Regions from separate parts of the Homo sapiens genome. Here region 1 is linked to region 2. Evidence: chromatin contacts called from ENCODE Hi-C or POLR2A ChIA-PET data. All regions are on one chromosome and are shown on one strand. The core of a region is the stretch at or near the end of the contact, and the rest is flanking DNA. Distances in the headings are between cores, read along the strand shown.

Evidence for each region. Hi-C counts contacts between places; a loop is a spot of excess contacts on that map. ChIA-PET counts read pairs that join two places held with the same protein, here RNA polymerase II (POLR2A). Pooled maps may share reads with other maps.
Region 1: a map with no recorded cell type shows a loop between it and region 2 (10-fold over the local background). The contact joins two enhancer-like sites. A Hi-C loop is called at or near these places in 1 of 168 maps with a recorded cell type or tissue (natural killer cell), 10 of 37 single-sample maps with no recorded cell type and 8 of 50 pooled maps. POLR2A ChIA-PET finds 5 or more read pairs at or near these places in 2 of 52 experiments (OCI-LY7 and activated CD8-positive, alpha-beta memory T cell).

The regions. Positions count from the first base shown.
Region 1 is chr7:35,645,569-35,649,929 of GRCh38, reverse strand. The region is part of intron 5 of HERPUD2 (HERPUD family member 2); the gene reads left to right. Among named protein-coding and RNA genes, the nearest start is that of HERPUD2, 47 kb to the left of the region's middle. Within about 2 kb of position 2,594, at least 7 of the 41 ENCODE cell types and tissues checked have a DNase peak (open chromatin) inside an H3K27ac peak, as active enhancers do.
Region 2 is chr7:35,726,793-35,731,028 of GRCh38, reverse strand. No RefSeq gene overlaps it. Among named protein-coding and RNA genes, the nearest start is that of LINC03013, 12 kb to the right of the region's middle. RefSeq lists enhancers at 487-736, 1,647-1,746, 2,197-2,346. Within about 2 kb of position 1,673, at least 9 of the 41 ENCODE cell types and tissues checked have a DNase peak (open chromatin) inside an H3K27ac peak, as active enhancers do.

The sequences.
Region 1 (4,361 bases), core at 1,345-3,844, 82 kb after region 2:
GGTTCAGGCCATGATGGGAAGGGAGGGTGGGACATCCCTCATTATACCCTCTTCCCTTTTGGAATTCAGGAAAAGCCGACCAGCATTTAACATCAACACAGACCTTAAGTCTGATAAGAAATACTTACAATCTATTCTCTCTGAAGGCTGCTACCTGGAGCTTTATCTATATGATAAAACTTTGGTCTCTACAACCCCTTATCATAACTCAGACATTCCTTTCTATTGATAATAATTCACCCAATTGCCAATAATATTTTTTAAAAATCTGCCTATAACCTGGAAGCCCCTGCTTTGAGTTATCCTGCCTTTCTGGACCAAACCAATATATATTTCACATCTTTTTGATGTCCCATGTCTCCCTAAAATGTATAAAACTAGGGTATCCCCTGACCACCTTGGGCACATGTTCTCAGGATCTCCTGAGGGCTGTGTCACAGACCATCGGTCACTCGTATTTGGCTCAGAATAAATCTCTTCAAATATTTTACACCGTTTCACACTTTTTGTTGACAACGATTACTAACGTTTTAGTAACTATCCTTCTAAACACTTCTGTGTGTGCTTTTAAAATAGAAACATCACACTGTTTGTTTTGTAAACTTAAAAAAAAACATAATACAGCTTGGACATATTTCCAGGTCAAATATAAATCCACAACTTTTTTTTTTTTTTTTCAGAGATGGAGTCTCGCTCTGTCGCCCAGGCTGGAGTGCAGTGGCGCAATCTCAGCTCACTGCAAGCTCTGCCTCCCAGGTTCACGCCATTCTCCTGCCTTAGCCTCCCAAGTAGCTGGGACTACAGGCGCCTGCCACCACGCCTGGCTAATTTTTTGTATTTTTAGTAGAGACGGGGTTTCACCATGTTAGTCAGGATGGTCTTGATCTCCTGACCTTGTGATCTGCCTGCCTGGGCCTCCCAAAGTGCTGGGATTACAGGCGTGAGCCACTGCTCCCGGCCATAAATCCACAACATTTAAAGTCTGTATGATTTTTCTTTATGTAGGTTTACTAATTTGTTCACACATATATTGATGGAGAGCGTATTAGTTAGTTTTGCTGCATGCTAACCTCAAAATATCAGTGGCTTACAATACATTTTATTTTTCTTGTTCACAGATCTTTTAGTCACTGGTGCAGCTCTTTCTTGGATTGTAGATTGAGTTCAGGGCCGTTTCAAGTTTCTCATTCTCTTTAGATCAGTAATTTCGTGGCACACATTCTTCTCATGGCAAATGACAGGAAGACAAGAGGGCAAGCTAATGACTGAGCACATTTGAAGTCTTCTATCTGTCACATTTACTAATACTACATTGGCCAAAGCAATCACATGGCCACTCTCAACAGGTCAGCAGCATTGAGAGGGGGAAGTATTGCAAAATTACATCAGGTGCTGTGCTGGTAAATGCTTAACAGCTGGCTTTGGTGGGGGTGAGGGAAATAAAGCCCTAGATTTGTAGCATTTGCTGATTTCTCTGGTGTAAATACTCCCATCATGGCTCAGCAGTCTACTGTTATGAGCCAGGTAAGCCAGCGTAAACCAGCTTTGCCACTGAGGGGCACATAGTATGCATGTATAATCCTGTTATAGAAGACTGAAGAACTGGGGCGATCTTTTACCATAAATATTTGGTCAGTTTTATTCCCGTGAAATATTACCATAATCAGCATTCTTAAATATGTATGCTTACATATTAGCAGTTATTATTTTAGGATAAATTGTGACAAAGGGAATTCCTGAATCAAAAGTGTTCTTAAGATTTTTGAGGCCCTTAAAGACTTGCAAAATTGCAGTAAAGTTGTACCAGTTTACTTTCTCGGTAATGTTGAAGATCCTGAGTCTCTTTACTTGTACAGATATGTACTTGCTAACGTGATAAGTTGGAATGTCCTTGTTTTAATCTGAGACATGATAAAGAGGCATTCTTTATGTTTTGTGAGTTGCTTATTTGTTGGTGTGGTGGTTATCTTTAAAAATTCATTTACCACACTTTATCCAAAAGGATATTAATAACTAATACTTATTGAGCATTAGCAGAAGTTAGGCATTGTATTAAGCACCTATATGTGCCTTACTTCACTACATTTTATAAAAACTCTGGTCTCAGCACTGTTATCTGCCACTTATGGATGAGGAGAATGAGACTTAAAGGTTATGCAGTTTGCCTAAGTTCACAATAGCAGAACTAGAATTCAAATCCATTTTTAACTTGGAGGCCTATATTCTTAACAGCATTGCCGAAGTGACTATTTTGTCTATCATTTGTTTCACTGTTCTTTCCTAGGTTATCATTCGTATTTTGACTTTGTTCATAATGGCAGTGTCCCACCTCCAACCACAATTCAAAACTTTTTTCTGGTCAGATCTACCCGTCAGATTTTAAGTATTGGTGACTGTGTGAGCAAATCTATTTGCATGAAGACCCTGTGACTTCATTCAGTAAATGTTTACTTTAGAATCTGCTGTGTACTAGGCACTCAGGAGAGGAAAATGAATTCTGTACTTTCTCACTGAAAGTAGGTCAGATAGGCAAATGAATTACCATCTGCTGATGGGCTGTCATGGCCTCGAAAAAAATGCTGAGGGAGCCTGGAGGAGGGTGGGACTATCTCTGCTTGGAGGAGTGGGAAGGGCTTCAGAGGTGATAACATTTGAGCTGCCTTGAAGGGGGTTAATAGGGAGAATAAAGCAATCGCAGAGTCTTGAAAAGGAGGCTTCTGGGAACACAGTGGGGATTCCATGAGGTTGCTGCTTGGTCGCTTGTATGGAGTGGTGGGGGAAGCAAGGCTAATTTAACAAGTTTCCTGTGAAAGTTTGTTCCTGAAGTTTCCAGTTCCTTTAATCTCTTCTCCTCTGTAATTTTAACTTTTTAAAACCTACGATGATTGTATTTTGGTATAGCTTTCAAGTATATAATTGTGAATGACAGTCTTTCTCCTTCTTGGTTTTTTTTTCATAATTTCTAAGGTACTCCAGTAATTTTATGTGTTTCAGTGAATTTGCCTTGCTCCCTTTTTTCTGTTATTATCCTACAGTGCTAACTAGTATAGCCGATCTGAAAAGAAAAAAACAAGCTGTCAGAACTTCTGCCACCAGCTGTGATTTCCTCCAGCTTGTTTATTTCAGCTGTTTCCTCATTGTGAATTTCCTAGGGGCAGAGGGAGAAACCAGGTTATTATCTTACTCAGTTTTCCTTGCATAAAGAATATGACATTTTCTATGGGGACAGGCATATTACACATTCCAAATAGTTACATTTTCCTCATGTTTCTGCTATTTTATTTTGCTTTTTGCCAAAAAAAGAAGACAATTAATTTAACATTTTGTATTTTCTTCCAGTATGCTTGCTTGCTTTTTCTTTTTTTAAATAGATGGAGTCTCACTCTGTCGATGAGGCTGGAGTGTGGTGGTGCCATCATAGCTCACTGCAGCCTTGAACTTCTGGTTTCAACTGATCCTCCCACCTCAGCTTCCTGAGTAGCTGGGACTTCAGACATGTGCCACCATGCCCAGCTAATTGAATTTTTTTTTTTAGAGATAGGGTCTCGTTATGTTGCTTAGGCTGGTCTCAAACTCCTGGCTTCAAGCAGTCCTACCATCTCAGCCTCCCAAGTAGCTAGGATTATAGGCTTGAACCACTGTGCCCAGCTCATTATCCTTTACTTTGTAAATGTTTTTATTTAATATAGTTGAAATTTTTACTGTGTTGGTAACCTTACATGTTTTCATTTAATGTTGAATAATTAAGTGGAATTTACAAATTACTAGATTAAATAGTTGCTTATAATCAGTATTTTATTTTCAATATTTTCTTAATGCTCATATGAAGTTGTTCAAAACATATTTATTGTGCTAGATGCTAGAGATACAGTAATAATGGATAAAGCCCATTCCCTATTCTTAGGAACACAGAGACTGGTCAGAGAGACAGTAGATTAAACAGGCAATTTATTTTTAAAATTATTTTCTAAGAGGTAATACATGTGAGTGGTACCGTGTTCAAAACAAAACGAAACAAAAGTATGTAAGAGTTTCATTTCTATGTCTTACACCACTTGCCCTCCTTAGAGGCAACCATTATTAGCTGTTTCCCCTGTATTATTCTAGAGATAAAATGTGCTTACACAAGTATGTGTGTATGTGCGTGCATGTGTATATGTGTGTTTATTTTAACACATAATGGCATACTTTCTATGCAGTAAGTCCTCACTTAAAATCACGATAGGGTCTTGGAAACTGCAACTTTAAGTGAAACAATATTAACAAAACCAACTTTTTTTTCATTAATGTTATAAAAATATGACATTATTCCAGGACCTGTTATACATCATTTTGTTTAAAGTCACAGTTTCCAAGAACCT
Region 2 (4,236 bases), core at 424-2,923:
CTCTGTCTCCCAGGCTAGAGTGCAGTGGCGCGATCTTGGCTCACTGCAATCTCTGCCTCTCAGGTTTCAAGCGATTCTCCTGCCTCAGCCTCCTGAGTAACTGGGATTACAGGCGTGTGCCACCATGCCTGGCTAATTTTTGTATTTTTTTTAGTAGAGATGGGATTTCACCATGTTGGTCAGGCTGGACTCGAGCTCCTGACCTCATGATCTGCCCACCTCAGCCTCCCAAAGTGCTGGGATTACATGCATGAACCACTGCGCCCGGCTAAACCATGGCTGTTTTTAAAGCCTGTGCTCATAAACACCTCACTGTCACATGGTCTTCCTCTTGCTACAAGCAGCTGAGCTTAGTATAAGAAAATAGCATTTCTCACACCAGTCTTTCTTTATGGTTAACCAGACCACTAGACCTTCAGACGGCCTTCGTGGGTTGCAGGTTGAGTGTTTGTTGACAGAAAGGGATAAAGAACAAAGTCATAATGCATGTGATATATGGGGAAGTGAAAGAACAACTTTAAGTCCATTTGGTTAAGAATAGGAATATGAACTTATGAGGCCAACCCCACCTGGGGTTTCTGGCGTGGGAAGGGGCTGCCTCATCAGTGCAGGGTCACCCATAAGCAGGCATGGGCACTGGCAGAGCAGGGGCACCAAAAGAATCCCAGTACCATTACATGGGTGATGTTGGCTATTTGATATTTTGAAAAACATCTAAAATGTGTCATTGTAGGAAAAACCAGAACTTTGCTGGACTTCTTTACAGGCATGTGCATGATGGCATTGTTTCCTACATTAAATTACGTATGGAAGCACCATCAACTTTGCAGTGCCCAGAGTCTCTGAAGATCTTAATCTGGCCCTGCCGATCATGGTTGATGGGGCAGTGAACTCATTTCATCTATCATATACTTTCAAATATGTGTGTGTGTGTGTGGGTGGGTGGGGGGTTCCCATTATGTAATAAGAGGTAAATGGGATAAGAACAGTTTCTGTGTAAATCCTTGAGGAATAATAGTGGTCTTTGGGGAAGGTTGGTCTAATTCAGTTATTAACATTGGGGTTAGTGTTCTGAAAAGCTCCTATTCCTCCTTCAACACTTTCCCTGCGGTTACCTTTGTGAAGCTTTCTTTTCCCAGCTCCCTGCTCTTGCTTCCCCCAGCAATTATCAACTCCTCTTCTGTGCCATAGGTATTATATTTATCACATTGCATCATGCTCCCTTTTATTCACTTCTGATTCCCTGTGAGGCTCAGAGCTCCTGGAAATATGTCTCTTGTTCATTATCTTATCTCATTCATCTTTGTATCTAGCACAGTCCCTGAGACCTGCTGGAGGCTCTGAGATTATGCCACAGACAGTTTAAAACCAGACTCTGGAGGCTAGGGGAGTTTCTAAGAAAAAGATGTCCTTTGGTGACTCCGCTTTTAAGACATGTCAGGTGTCTAACACTGGCCCCCCAGCAGGACAGATGAGCTTGATTGCCTCTAGAGCTTCTCATTTCTCCTCACAGCTTTTCTGCTAGGCTGCTCGGTGACTCACAGCAGGAAGAGGAGGCATTGGTGCTAAACTGTCCCCTAACACCTCCTCCACCATGCCCCAAAAAACCAAAAATGACAAAAAAAAAAAAAACTAGCTGAGATACTTTGGGTTGCCGGGCCCATCACTTTCTGCTTTTCAGTTCCTTATTCTGTAGAAGTCATGAGTTGAAATGGGAGACCTAAGTTTCCTTCAGGCTGTAAACTCTCTGAGTCTTTGATACTACTGCTGGGCAATGGTCATCTCATACTCCTGCCCTCCTCCCACTCTGCAGAGCAGATCAGGCCTGGTTCCCAAGGAACAAGACCTGCACCCACCCCAGCCCCTGGGCTGCCCTTCTGTAGCATGTCTTTCCTTGCTGTCTGCCTCTGTGCTCTCCTGCTGTACCTTTCATTCTGTGGATCAAGCCTGCTCTCAATGGCCATTTTAACCAGATTTTATCTCTGTAAAAATGGTAAGTGATAAATTTAGAACATTACATATACCATGATGCTATTTATGTGTTTTATTTTCAACTTCATGTGCTGGCCTTTTGTCTGCTTGCTCTCAGATCCATTCCAGACCATCCTCTATCTGGGCTTTGTATCCTTGGGAACTACATTTTCCAGGCTCATTTCCAGACTGGCTAAGGAGAGCCAGTGACAGACACTGGAGAATGAGAGGAGGGAAGAAGACAGGTTATGTCTCCCTTTCTCCCTGCTTCACATGGTGTCTGATAGGTTTCGTCCATGTCTCCACCTACTGTCAGATAGCCTCTTCCTCTACTGCTCCAGATTTAGCTGGAAGTGCTGCCATGGTCCCAGATTCTTCCAGTTGACCCAAGCTCCTGGGCTCTGGTAACTCTGCTTCCTCCCTCTGTCCCTCCAGCTCCAGGGTTGATAGTGGCTTCCTGCTGTTCTGTGGCCACTGAACTCCCCCACCATCTCTGTTAAATTCCCTCTGCTTGCAATGTCATATCTAGCACTGCTCTGCCTTCTGATTGCACTCTGACTAAAACACTCTGAATGTATGTGCACAATGTATATATGTGCAAAAACACAAATATATGAGTATTCATCTGAATATACATGTATGAAAGCACATAATGTATGAAGATATGTACATGTATGAAAACACACAGAAGAAGATCTAGAAGTTTACACATGAAACTGTTAAGAGTGGAGTGTGTGTCTGGGAAAGGAATGGGACTGGGCTGGTGTGGAGTTGTGAAGGAGGATCGCGGCTTTTTAAAAAGTAGCTTTATTGTGGCATCATTTACATATAAAAGACTATAGCTTTTATATGAGTTTGATTTTTTTTACAATGAACTTGTATTCACATGTTGCTTATATAATATGAAAAATAACTAGTTAAAAATATTAACAGCAGGAGTGGGCAATATATCAAGTGCTTTAGCCTAAGCTGTAATCCATGTAGGGAAAGCTCTGCAGAGATGCTGACATTCATAAATGTTACTATTTACCATGTTCCAGGCACTATGCTAGGCCTTGAAGGGCTATCAATATGGGCATGATCCCTCTCTGTGTTATCTGCAATAATTAAATACACAATTTGTGTCAACCTTTACTCATTATGAAGAAGTAAAGAGGGCAACACCAGGCCTAGTCTAGTCAGTGTAGGCTCCCTTGAGGCCATGACTCACCAGCTAACACCCAAAAGTTGAGTAAAAACAGCTTAGTTACTGGAGGGACATGCACAGGCAGTAGGGGACAGTCAAGCTGAGCTGATGCTGATTGCTTCCCTGGTTCCTGTGCTCAGGGAAGCTGTTCTAACAAGAGAGAGTTCTTTAGAAAGTGTTTCTCATTGGAACCTGGTGGGGGTGTGGGGGTCGCCAGTCTATTGGAAGTGTGTGTAAATTATGGGAGGAGTCTGTGAGGGCTGTCGCCATGCCTCCCACAGTGCTGGACCCACTGTCTGTACCCCAGGTGGCTCTCGCCTGAGAGGGGGAAGCCAGTGGCATGCATCTTGCAGTGATTGACAAGGCTGCTTGGAGGTGGCTCAAAAACTAAGGACACTCTGGAATCAACAATGATGCCAAAGGTGCTGATGTCCATCAACCCCCTCATCCTTTGATAGGAACAACTGACATTTTTCTCAGTCTTTAGTATAGTAGTGTGCAATGTTCAAGACAAGTCCTTTGTTCAGCTTCCATCCATATTTCCAGCCATAAGTTCTCCTTGAAAAGAAATGCTGAACCTTGTGGTTAAAAGGTACCCATGGCGCAGGCTTCATTCTTCCAGAGCTTGTATTTTTCCTCTTTTTTGCATAATTCAATTCAAATGTTTTTTGCTTGAGTCTTGGTTTTCCAAATTTATAGATGTTTCAGCTATGGCTGTCATCCCCTTATTTTATTATAAGTCACCAATCTCCTTATTTTATTGTAAGCCACCCATTTTTTTCATGAGATTAGGTTACTCACAAAGTAGCCCATTAATTGCAATTATAGTTTAATTACAGCATGTCCAGGTCTCTCCAGACCATATAAAATCAGGTTACATTTCCTTTTGATGTCCAAATTACAAAGGTAACAACATACTCTTAGCTTGACCTCAGTGTCCTCCAGCTATTTCTGGGCGTCTCCAATGGGGTGTGTCATTCGTGTTTATAAACCAGCTGCCATAACCGCATGGATCCACCTGGTCCTTTCTCTCCTGCTCTGGTTCCTCCAGGTCTGCTTTCTGCAGGGCCACATGGAAA